2 separate regions of the Homo sapiens genome follow, and region 1 is linked to region 2. A link is an interaction called in ENCODE POLR2A ChIA-PET data of the cell type or tissue named here. Cell type or tissue: PC-9. All regions are shown on one strand. Links, peaks and the distances in the headings refer to the core of each region. The heading gives the core; the rest is flanking DNA. Region 1 has its middle 10 kb from the start of GGA1. Region 2 overlaps ELFN2 (extracellular leucine rich repeat and fibronectin type III domain containing 2).

Region 1 (6,117 bases), core at 1,329-5,328, 190 kb after region 2:
CTCACTGCAACCTCCACCTCCCAGGTTCAAGCGATTCTCCTGCCTCAGCCTCCCAAGTAGCTGGGATTACAGGCACGCGCCACCATGCCTGGCTAATTTTTTGCATTTTTAGTAGAGATGGGGTTTCTCCATGTTGGTCAGGCTGGTCTCGAAGTCGTGACCTCAGTGATCCGCTCACCTCGGCCTCCCAAAGTGCTGGGATTACAGGCGTGAGCCACCATGACTGGCCCAAAAGTAAGAGTTTTAAGTCACAATCAGGGCTGCTGCTATCTCTTTCCACTGACTTGCTCTCTGTCACACTTCCCCTGGGGAAGGGGATACTGAGGTGGCCATAAGCGTTTTTGAGACCCCACTAATGGGTAAGTTGGACATACACTTAATTTAAAGTTTGCCAGGCATGGTGGCTCACACCTGTAATCTCAGCACTTTGGGAGGCTGAGGTGGGTGGATCACTTGAGATCAGGATTTCGAGACCAGCCTGCCTAACATATAGTAAAACCCTGTCTCTACTAAAAATACCAAAAAAAAAAACACAAAAAACAGGCCAGGCGCGGTGGCTCACACCTGTAATCCCGGCACTTTGGGAGACCGAGGTGGGCAGATCACGCGGTCATATCGAGACCATCCTGGCCAACATGATGAAACCCCATCTCTACTAAAATACAAAAAATTAGCTGGGCGTGGTGGCGCACGCCTGTAGTCCCAGCTACCTGGGAGCCTGAGGCAGGGGACTCACTTGAACCCGAGAGGCGGAGCTTGCAGTGAGCCGAGATCGTGCCACTGCACTCCAGCCTAGGCGACAGAGCGAGAGTCCGTCTAAAAATAAATAAATAAATAAATAAGTAAAAATTAGCCGGGCATGATGATGGGCACCTGTAATCCCAGCTACTCAAGAGGCTGAGGCAGGAGAATCACTGGAACCCAGGAGGTAGAGGTTGCAGTGAGCCGAGATCACGCCACTGCACTCCAGCCTGGGCAACAGAATGAGACTCCGCCTCAAAAAAAAAAAAATTGAAATCAGTGGGTTATAGTTATAAGGTTCACAGTCACTTCTGTGACTAGTTACGTGATTGCCAGTGGCCCTAGTGTAGGAATGGCTTCCAGAAATACTCCTGGAACCCCCCTGACACATCTGGCATCCTGACCTAAAGGTGCAGGGACAGGGGTCACTCTATGACCACGGTATACATCCTAGATGCCCGACATGGGAAGAATGTGGTCCTGGGAGGAGAAACAAGGTCTGCATTGTAGGGAAGCAGAAGCTAGTCTGTAGAAAATTCTTCCAATTATCAGATGCATTAAATTATAAATGGATGATTCAGTTCCCATTGATACTTGGTTAGAATAGAACTCCTGCCTATTGCGAACATAGTTAATAACGTTGCATATGTAATTACAAGTGTACCACGCAAGATTTGGTTTTTTGTTAGAAAGCATATGCAGTCGAATTGATCAGAATGCTTTTGCAGAGCACAAACCTGAAGCAGTACTGCAAACAGCAAATGTTTCTACACCTCGTGATTTACACGGCATGACACACGAGCTGTGTCTCAGCATGTAACACATTACCAACAACACAATATGACACTGAGAAAAACTTTCCTAAAATAAAAAAGTAAAAAACATTTTTTGATCAACCATGCCAGAAAGCTGACTTGTCTTTCCCTTTATAGAAAATATAATCTGGAGGCTGGGCGCGGTGGTTCACGCCTGTAATCCTAGCAATTTGGGAGGCTGAGGCAGGCGGATCACCTGAGGTCGGGGGTTTGAGACCAGCCAACGTGGTGAAATCCCGTCTCTACTAAAAATACAAAAATTATCCAGGCGTAGTGGCAGGCACCTGTAATCCCAGCTACTCGGGAGGCTGAGGCAGAATCGCTTGAACCCAGGAGACAGAGGTTGTAGTGAGCCAAGGTCATGCCACTGCACTCCAGCCTGGGCGACAGAGTGAGACTCTATCTCAAAAAAAAGAAAATATAAGCTGGCCATGGTGGTGCATGCCTATAGTCCCAGCTAGTGGGGAGGCTGAGGCAGGAGGATCCCTTGTTCCCAGAAGTTCGAGGCTGCAGTGAACTTCATGATCATGCCGCTGCACTCCAGCCTGGATGACAGAGTAAGACCTCATCTCTAAAAAAATAAAAATAGAGGCCAGGCGTGGTGGCTCACCCCTGTAATCCCAGCACTTTGGGAGGCCAAGGTGGGCGGTAACTTGAGGCCAGGAGTCTGAGACCAACCCAGCCAACATGGTGAAACCCCGCCTCTACTAAAAATACAAAAATTATCCAGGCGTGGTGGTGCATGCCTGCAGTTCCAGCTACTCGGGAAGCTGAGGCAGGAGAATCGCTTGAGCCCAGAAACTGGAGGTTGTAGTGAGCCAAGGTCGCGCCACTGCACTCCAGCCTGGGTGACAGAGTGAGACTCCATCTCAAAAAAAATAAAAATAAGGCCGGGCGCAGTGGCTCACGCCTGTAATCCCAGCACTTTGGAAGGCCGAGGCGGGTGGATCATGAGGTCAGGAGATCGAGACCATCCTGGCTAACACAATGAAACCCTGTCTCTACTAAAAATACAAAATATTAGCCAGGAGTGGTGGCACGTGCCTATAGTCCCAGCTACTCAGGAGGCTGAAGCAGGAGAATCGCTTGAACCTAGGAGGCAGAGGTTGCACTGAGCTGAGATTGCGCCACTGCACTCCAGCCTGGGGGACAGAGCAAGCCTCCATCTCAAAAAATAAATAAATAAATAAAAATTAAAATAGAAAATAAAATAAAATAAAATCATTGCTACATAACAAGCACGTGGCCCAAAATTGTAGGAAAAAAATGTATTACAGTGGCATGTCAGGTGCTTAAGTAAAAATATCTTATTGTTCTGATTTAATAATTATGGTATTTGCCAACATTTTAAAGTTTTTTATCTATTTCTCACTCTAAATAAATACATAAGCAGGGCGTGGTGGCTCACGCCTGTAATCCCAGCACTTTGGGAGGCCGAGGTAGGTGAATCACCTGAGATCAGGAATTCGAGACCAGCCTGACCAATATGGAGAAACCCCGTCTCTACTAAAAATACAAAATTAGCCGGGCCTGGTGGCGCATGCCTGTCATCCCACCTACTCAGGAGGCTGAGGCAGGAGAATCGCTTGAACCTGGGAGGCGGAGGTTTTGGTGAGCCGAGATCATGCCATTGCACTCCAGCCTGGGCAACAAGAGCGAAACTCTGTCTCAAAAAAATAAATAAATAAATACATAATTTTGCATCAGTCATTTTATATCCTTTTTTCTTAGAGTTTCCCCAATTTTTTACAAATTTCAGGCTCCACGAAATCTGAATTCATCCCATCCTGATGTAAAACATATTTCTTAAATTGGAAATCTGCCACAAAATATCAAAAAGCTCTGGACTAGATAGATGATCTCAAAGATTTCTTTTTCTTTTTTCTTTTTTTTTTTTTTTTGAGATGAAGTTTCACTCTGCCACTCATGCTGGAGTGAAGTGGCGCGATCTCGGCTCACTGCAACCTCCATCTCCTGGGTTCAAGCGATTCTCCCACCTTTGCCTCCCTAGTAGCTAGGATTACAGGCACGCAACCAACACGCCTGGCTAATTTTTTTTTCTTTTTTTGTATTTTTAGTACAGACGGGGTTTCACCATGTTGGCCAGGCTGGTCTCAGATTCCTGGCCTTAAGTGATCCGCCTGCCTGGTCCTCCCAAAGTGCTGAGATGACAGGTGTGAGCCACTGCGCCTGGCCCAATCTCAAAGATTTCTTCCCGCTCTAGAATTCTCTAACTCTGTGAGAACTGCATTCTGATCCCCTCCCCCCAGCAGCTGCAACTCTAACAGAAAGACAAGGAAGTTCTTCCTTGGAGCTGATCCAAGTCTTTCCTGCTGTCCTTGAAGTCCTTGTCCTGCAGGGAGGCAGGGAGACAAAGTGCCAGTGTGCAGGGCTGTAGGCAAGCCAAGGCAGGGAGAAGTGAAGACAGGTGCTTTGAAGCTATATGCTCTAGGAGAAGAGAAGGAAAAGGGTAGGACCAAAGCCCTAAACCTAGAGAATGGAACTGACGGCCTCTCCCAGTATACCAATAGCAGCCACCATTTGGAGCCTTTTTTTTTTTTTTTTTTTTGACACAGTACCTAGCTCTGTTGCCCAGGCTGGAGTGCAGTGGCACGATCACAGCTCACTGTAGCCTCAACCTCCTGGGTCCAGCCATCCTCCTACCTCAGCCTCTCAAATAGCTGGGACCACAGGCATGCACCACCATGACGGGCTAATTTTTAAAATTTTTTTATGGAGACAGGGTCTTGCCATGTTGCCCAGGCTGGTGGAGGCTTCTTTATTTAGAACTTATAGAGTGCCAGCCAGGCGCGGTGGCTCACGCCTGTAATCCCAGCACTTTGGGAGGCCCAGGTGGGTGGATCACTAGGTCAGGAGATCGAGACCATCCTAGCTAACACGGTGAAACCCTGTCTCTACTAAAAATACAAAAAATTAGCCGGGCGTGGTGGCGGGCGCCTGTAGTCCCAGCTACTCGGGAGGCTGAGGCAGGAGAATGGCATGAACCCGGGAGGTGGAGCTTGCAGTGAGCCAAGATCACGCCACTGCACTCCAGCCTGGGCGACAGAGTGAGACTCCATCTCAGAAAAAAAAAAAAAAAGAATTTATAGAATGCCTACCGCGTGCTAGGTAATGTACGTGTAACTTCCTTTTTTTGTTTGTTTTTGTTTTGAGACAGAGCCTCCTCTGTCTCCCAGCCTGGGGTGCAGTGGCTCAATCTCAGCTCACTGCAACCTCCGCCTCCCGGGTTCAAGCGATTCTCCTGCCTCAGCCTGCCGAGTAGCTGGGATTACAGGCACGTGCCATCATGCCCGGCTAATTTTTGTATTTTTGTAGAGACAGGGTTTCACCATGTTGGCCAGGCTGGTCTTGAACTCCTGACCTCAGGTGATCTGCCCGCCTCAGCCTCCCAAAGTGCTGAGATTTCAGGCATGAGCCACCGTGCCCGGCCATGTACATGTTATTTCTAACCTCCCAGCAACCGAGGTTGGAGAGGTGAAGTGACTTACCCGAAGTCACACAGCTCTGCACTCTCCTGTCCTGCACTTCTTTCCCTCCAGCATTGCCATGCTCCCCAGTTCTAAAGATTTTATTTAGCAGGCTGGGCGAGGTGGCTCAAGCCTGTAATCCCATCACTTTGGGAGGCCAAGGCGGGCGGCTCACTCGAGGTCAGGAGTTTGAGACCAGCCTGGCCAACATGGTGAAGCCCCGTCTCAATGAAAAATACAAAAAACAGGGCTGGGCCTGGTGGCCCATGCCTGTAATCCCAGCACTTTCGGAGGCCGAGGTAGGTGGATCACCTGAGGTTGGGAGTTTGAGACCAGTCTGACCAACATGGAGAAACCCTTTCTCTACTAAAAGTACAAAAATTAGCTGGCGTGGTGGCGCATGCCTGTACTCCCAGCTACTCGGGAGGCTGAGGCAGAAGAATCACTTAATCCCGGGAGGCAGAGGTTGCAGTGAGCCGAGACTGTGCCACCGCACTCCAGCCTGGGTGACAGAGCAAGACTCCATCTCAAAAATAAATAAATAATTTTTAAAAATACAAAAAAATTAGCCGGGCGCGGTGGCTCGTGCCTGTAATCCCAGCTACTCGGGAGGCTGAGGCAGGAGAATTGCTTGAATGTGGGAGACGCAGGTTGCAGTGAGCCGAGATCTAGCCACTGCACTCCAGCCTGAGCCACAGAGTGAAACTCCATCTCAAAAAAAAAAAAAAGATTTTATTTAGCAAACACCATCTCCCCCAACCCACCTTTGGGGAGGAAATTCCTCCTCATTCTCCATTCACTGCCCCTTCTGTCTCACACTCATTCAGCCACCTGTCGGGTAATTGGTCCCTCGCCCTCCTCTGCAGCACTTTGAATAAACCCACACAGGACTTCGGACAGCCCCACCAGCCTACAGCTTCTTGGCTGATTGTCTTTGTGGCACCATCCAATCTGAAAGTATATTGTTCATTTACGGGCTGAGTAATTTACTTGAATGTAAATTCTACCAGGGCAGGGGCTTGCCTCTCTTATTCCCCCCAACTTCCTCCCCTGTCCTGCCACAGGACTTGGCA
Region 2 (6,117 bases), core at 838-4,837:
GCTCAGGGTGCAATCAGGGGCCGCAGGAGGGTGCAGGGCCAGCTGCGAGGAGAATCCCTCCTGGGTAAGAACAGATGGTGTACGTGTGTTTGTAGGTACCAGGAAACACGGGTCAGTGACAGCCTCTGGGGAGGAGGCCTTGGGAACAGGCAGTGGCCCATTCCTTTCTGCTGTGCACGCCGAGAGCATGTGCCAGTTCCCCAGGTATAAGGGGGTTTGTATACTTATGCATTGTTTTACACATACATGCTCCAAAACCCAGCAAATGCACAAAGATCACGAGGGCACACACATACACACACACCTGCCCTTGTGTGCCCAGCTTCCATCCAGCCAGCTCTCTCCTGCGGCCTGAGAGACAGGCGGTTGCGGCAAACAGACGGGGCAGGGCCAGAGAGATGGGTGGGCAGACAGAGACAAAGAGACAGGGAGAGAGAGAGAAACAGAACGAATGAGCTCAGCTCAGGCCCTAGGGTGATCCTGCTCAGAGCAGCCACTTTAGGCTGGTCCAGGGGCTGCGGGAAGTGAAAGTGCCCAAGAGGAAAGCCGGCAAGTCTCCACCCTCAGCCTGGCCACTCACTGCGGTGTGGCCCCGAGCCAGCGCCTCACCTCTCTGGGCTGCAGCCTGCCCACGAGTGCGGGCAGTGGGTGGGAGACCTGCTGGCTCCGACCCTCCAGCACTCCGGGGTCCTGGTTCCCTGTTGAGCCCCCGCTTCCCCTCTCCCCAGATGGTGCTGAGGGCAGCGTCCAGGTCAGCTGCCATCTCAGCCCAGCCAGGAACTCACTCCCAAAGCCCCTCCCTCCCCTGCCATCAGCCCCAGCATCAAATTGGAGAGGGACGAGCCGGGCACTGACCGGAAACCGCAGGCGTGGATACTGCTGTCTTCCTGCCTCATCTCACCTAATCCCCATCACAGCCCTGATCCCATTCTACCACACGAAGCAACCGAGGAGCGGAGGATGATCGGGCCGGAGCCCCACGGCCAGCGGGGGATGAATATGAATGAGCTGGGATGGAACCCACGCGTCTACTCCAAAGCCCATCGGCTCCTTCCACGACATCCTGTTCGGCAGGCAGTAGGAGGGGCCACAGGGGCAGACACCCCCACATTTCCTGACCTAGCACCCAGAACCGGGACTCCACAGGCCCCAGCCTGTCTCCAGCAGCCTCAGAGGTGACTCTAGAAGGGCCCCTGAAGCCTGCCTCCCTGCTCCGACCACCAGGAAAGCCAGCAAGAAGCCCAGTGCTAGCATTCCTGACTGCACGCCAGGCGTAGCACCAAGTGCTTCATAGTGTCACCCTTGGGTGGTGGGCACTACTTTTATTCCTACTTGACAGGTGAGGACACTGAGGCACACACAGGCGGGGCAACTTGTCATGGGTAGAATTGGGAACTGACAGCTGGGCCCATGGGCCTGATCACTGCATCGCCCCATCCTGTAGCCTGGGAGTTTTTCCACTCTGACCTGCGACCACCAAGCCAAGGAGTGTCTAGCGGGGCAGCAAAGGCCTCACCCCAGAAGCGCTGCTTAGATCAAGGGCCCTTGAGCCACCACCATTGGGGCACCTCAGTGCCAACCCCTCTCTGTAGCCGGTCTCTTCCCAGGATGATGCTTGGGGGTCCCTGGAGAGCCCCCACCTCCATCCTTGAGTCCCAGCCCTGGGTGAGGAGGGGAAGCGGAGAAGGTCTGTGTGCCCCCACAGACCTCAGACAATGTCCTCTGGGACAGGGGCTGTCCTTTGCCTGAGGTCCAGAGGGAGTGTAGGACAAGCAAGACTCACACAGCAAGCGGAGGCAGGAAGGGCAACATAGCCCTTCATCTCTGCCTCCCAGCTTGGCACAGAGGGCACCCTACCTCCTATGCTGGGTGGGTTGAGCTGTGACCCAGTGTGGAGACAGGGATGGGGCTATGGGTTCTCAGTAGCTTCTAGCTTCTCACGCAGCCCCTGGCAACCCTGTGGGCCTACTGTGTGCAGATACTCCTATCTCCAATCCTATTTCACTCCATCCCCTCCAGGAGCCTGGCAGTATCCCCATTTCACAGATAAGAAAACTGAGACCAGGACATGTGACCACTCAGGCGTGGGATCTAACTCACAAGGTCTCACTTCCCACCACCAAACAGGCCTTCCTGCAGCCCCTGCCCCAATCCAACCACTCCCAGCCCTCAGGGACTGCCTCTTCCAAAAAAAAAGTCTTCCCAGAGCTCTTGGAACCTCCGCTCAGAGGACCATCTCTCCTCCGACATTCAGAAAGCAGACTGAGGTTGGGCGCCTCAGTCTGTACACTCAGGCCTGTAATCCCAGCATTTTGGGAGGCCGAGGCAGGTGTATCACTTGAGGTCAGGAGTTCGAGACCAGCCTGGTCAACATGGCGAAACCTGGTCTCTACTAAAAATAAAAATACAAAAATTTTCTGGGCATTGTGGCAGTCGCCTGTAATCTCAGCTTTCTCTCCAGCCTGGGCAAACAAGCAAAACTCCGTCTCAAAAAAAAAAAAAAAAAAGAAAGAAAGAAAAGGAAAAAAGAAAGAAAGCAAACTGAGGCCAGCACACCCACAGTGCCTCCACCCTCAGACTGGGGCTCCTGGGAATTGAGGCTCTATCTCCCTCAGACAGGGCACTCACTCCCCTTCCCAAAGACTAAGAGGTCCCAGGACTCCCTCCTCCAGCACCTCCATCCACACAGCCCCCTACCTGATTGCAGGACTCTGCCCCAAGGGGCCAAGCAGGACCCCAGGCCACGCCTCAGCCCCTCCTCTCCCTTCTTCCTGGCACTCCTCCAGGCCTGGCCAGTACCAGGCAGGCTACCCTCCCACCACCGGGCCCTGTCCATGAATCCCACCTCTGTTGGGCACCACAGACCCCCCTTTCTCCTCCCCAAACAAATGGGGTCTTGAGCAAGGCACCGGGACAACCACGCACAAGGCCAGATCTATTCCCTGGACTGGCGCGGCTGCCAGCGGGGTGGGTGGTCAGGCTTGCGGAGCTGTCTGTCCCTTCCACAGCCCCTCCAGGTCCAGCCTCTGGCATTGGGAGCCCGGCACTCTAAGCTCATCCTGGCAGGGCTGGGACCAGCAGCCTTCCTCCCCGGGTGACCCAGGAGTGGGCCTGGGCCAGGCACCCCTAACCACGCTCCCCACTTCCTCCCCTCTCCCTTCCCTTGACACAGTGTGGGCGGGGACCTCTGAGCATAGGTCCAAATCCCTGCTCTGCACCCTGGAAGAGAATCTCTCCAGGCCTCTGTTTGGTCGTTTGCAACCGGGTGTGACACTCCCTATGCTGCAGGGGCTGCTGTGGCCACAGACGGGGTGAGGTACAGGAAGAAAATCCCGGCACAGAAGAGGTGCTCAGTCCAAACTGGTTTTTCTCTCTCCTTCATTCCCTCTTCTGCCCTAGGGGGATAAGAGGTGGGGCTGGCAGAAATGGGGGTGAGAGGGCACAGGCTGGCAGAGTAGAAAATGACCTGTCCCAGGCACTTAAAATGTTGCCTATTCCAAAATCAAAGTCTCAAATCCCTCTACAGCTGGCAGTGAAGTCTCCTAAGACTAGGCTGGTTAAGGCTCCCAAGACCCCACAGCCAGCCTGGGCAACACGGTGAGATCCCGTCTCTACAAAAAAAAAAAAGCTTGGCATGGTGGTATGTGCCTGTAGTCCCAGCTACTCAGGAGGCTGAGATGAGTGGATCACTTGAGTCCAGGTGGTCAAGGCTGCAAGGCTGCAGTGAGCCATGACTGCACCACTGCACTCCAGTCTGAGTGACAGAGCAACAGCCTGTCTAAAAAAAAAAAAAAAAGATCCCACAGCCCATTAATGGCAACACTGGGGAGGAGGCCTCAGAGCTAAGCCTGCAAATCTAAGCTCAAAGCCCACTGCCTCCTAGAAGCCAGCCCAGATATTATCCCCATTTTACAGACAAGTAAACTGAGGTACACAGTAGTTAGGTAATATGCCTGAGGTCACACAGCTAGCGAGCATCTGGATTGATTTCTTTTGACAATTCAGGCTGCTACCAAAAGCTGTTCGTTATGGCACAAGCCCCCCCTAAGAATCTGTGATTTTGACTCGGCATCCAGAGTCAGGTCCAAGTTCTTCAGCCTGAAACGCAAGGCCTCCCAGCAAGGTGGTATACAGCAGCAGAAGACAGCACTGGACCTCGAGTCAAATGCCCGGCGTGCCACTCACAGCCTGCTGTGTACCCACGGCACCTTACCCGGCCTCCCTGGCCTCACTGTCCTCTTGTATAAAATGGGAATAACGAGACTGACCTCCCAGGGTGGCTGGTGGGGTTACCTATCCATGCAGTCACACAAATTTATTGAACCTCTACTATGTGCCAGGCCCCATTCAAGGTACTTGAGATAGAGCAGAGAACAAGACAAAAAAAAAGCTGTCTTCAGGGAGTTGATACTCTACAGTGGTGGGAGGGCAGAGAGTAAGCAAGCAAATAAAACAGCATCAAGTTGTGTTAAGGGCTTTAAGAAACCAGAGGGAGGAGGCCAAGGGCAAAGGATAGGGTGCTCGGGAGGACTTCCCTGAGGAGGTGACAGTTAACCAGAACAGGAGACAGACATGCACTGAGCCAGGAGAGCAGCAGTGAGCACAGAAGGAACAGCAAGGTCAAAGGCCAGTGAATCAAATGAGAGCTGGAGCCTATGGGAAAATGCCTGGCACATAGCAGATGCTCAATAAACAGCAGCTGTGAGCATTATTACTCTAAGCCCCCCAAACCCCTTGCTCCTTGCCTTCCTCTTCTGGAAACCAGGTTGCGATGCAGCTTGAAGTGCATCCTAGGTCTCTTCCACATTCCTTCATTCATTTAAAGTAACCCTGCTTCCATTAATAGTCCTCCCATTTTGCAGGTGAGAAAACTGAGGTTCCCAAGATCCCATAGCCCATAAATGACAGCATCGGGACATGAACCTAAGTCTAGTGGTCTCAAACCCCACACTCCTGGCAGCCTTGGGCGGTCTCACTTACAAAGGGCACTCACTACATTCCCCCTTCCCATCCCAAGACAGCTCAGCCTGTCAGAACGTCTCTAGGATGAACCAAGGTCTGAGCCTGCCCTTTGAGGCCACCCAGGACAGCCCTCTCTCTTCCTTCCCAGGTCACCCTGAAATGTTAGCAGCTGCCACCTGGAGCACCTCCCAGTGCCAAGCCCTGTGCCTTACTTTGTCCCTTGGCCTTGCTCTGGCAAGGTGAAGTAGGGATTCTTATCATCCCCATTGTACAGGTGAAGAAACTGAGGCCCAGAAAGGTGGAGAAACATGCCCAACGGCAGCTTCCAGGAAAGTGGCAGTGTTGGGATCTCAGCTCAGGCCCTCATCACCTGAAAGACAGTTACCCGTCACTTCCCAGGCCTCTCAAATGGCCCTCTTTGGCCATCACTCTCAGTCCTCCCTTGCCTGTCCTGTCCCCCTGGTGATGCCAAAATGGTAGACAGGACAGTCTTCCCCTGACTCGGTTATTCTCAGGGCACCACCAGCCACATGCCTGGCATGCGGTGCCCTAGGCCAGGGCTGGCTGAGCAGCTCAGAGCACCCAAGTCCCATGAAGGAGACCAGTGGCCAGGGGCTCAGGCAACGGCTGTGGGGACAGGGCTCGCCTGATGAAAGTGCACACACAGGCCCTGGGGCAGGCAGGAGAGGAGCACCAGAGAGGGAGCCTGCCACACCTGCTCCATCCTGGCTCAGCCACCAGGGTACTATGTGCCTGTCAGAAGGCTCTCTGCCTCTCCGGCCCCGTTCCTGTTACCACCAACTCAGGACCGTACTCCCACCACTAAGGGTCATGGGGAAAGGTACGATGCCACAGAACTCTAGTGAGATCTGGCTTCCCTACGCGTGTCAGGAAATCATTTTAAAACGATTTTTAAAAGTAATGATGGTGGGCCAGGCGCGGTGGCTCACGCCTGTAATCCCAGCACTTTGGGAGGCTGAGGCGGGTGGATCACAAGGTCAGGAGATCAAAACCATCCTGGCTAACACCGTGAAACTCCATCTCTACTAAAAATACAAAAAATTAGCCAGGCGTGGTGGCACGCGCCTATAGTCCCAGCTACTCAAGGAGGCTGAAGCAGGAGAATCGCTTGAACCCGGGAGACGGAGGTTGCAG

Evidence for each region. Peaks named below come from ENCODE experiments on the same cell type or tissue, not always from the same donor. Only the 100,000 strongest peaks of a DNase experiment are listed, where the experiment ranks them.
Region 1: POLR2A ChIA-PET joins it to region 2 with 11 read pairs; 1 of 35 experiments calls an interaction of 5 or more read pairs at or near these places.

The regions. Positions count from the first base shown.
Region 1 is chr22:37,595,479-37,601,595 of GRCh38, forward strand. No RefSeq gene overlaps it. Among named protein-coding and RNA genes, the nearest start is that of GGA1, 10 kb to the right of the region's middle. RefSeq lists a silencer at 6,084-6,117. In PC-9, for the core only: no CTCF peak of the experiment used is centred there; a DNase peak (open chromatin) is centred at 2,963.
Region 2 is chr22:37,409,789-37,415,905 of GRCh38, forward strand. The region is part of intron 2 of ELFN2 (extracellular leucine rich repeat and fibronectin type III domain containing 2); the gene reads right to left. Among named protein-coding and RNA genes, the nearest start is that of ELFN2, 15 kb to the right of the region's middle. RefSeq lists an enhancer at 762-1,263. In PC-9, for the core only: no CTCF peak of the experiment used is centred there; DNase peaks (open chromatin) are centred at 3,333 and 3,703; H3K4me3 peaks cover 1,092 bases; H3K27ac peaks cover 2,494 bases.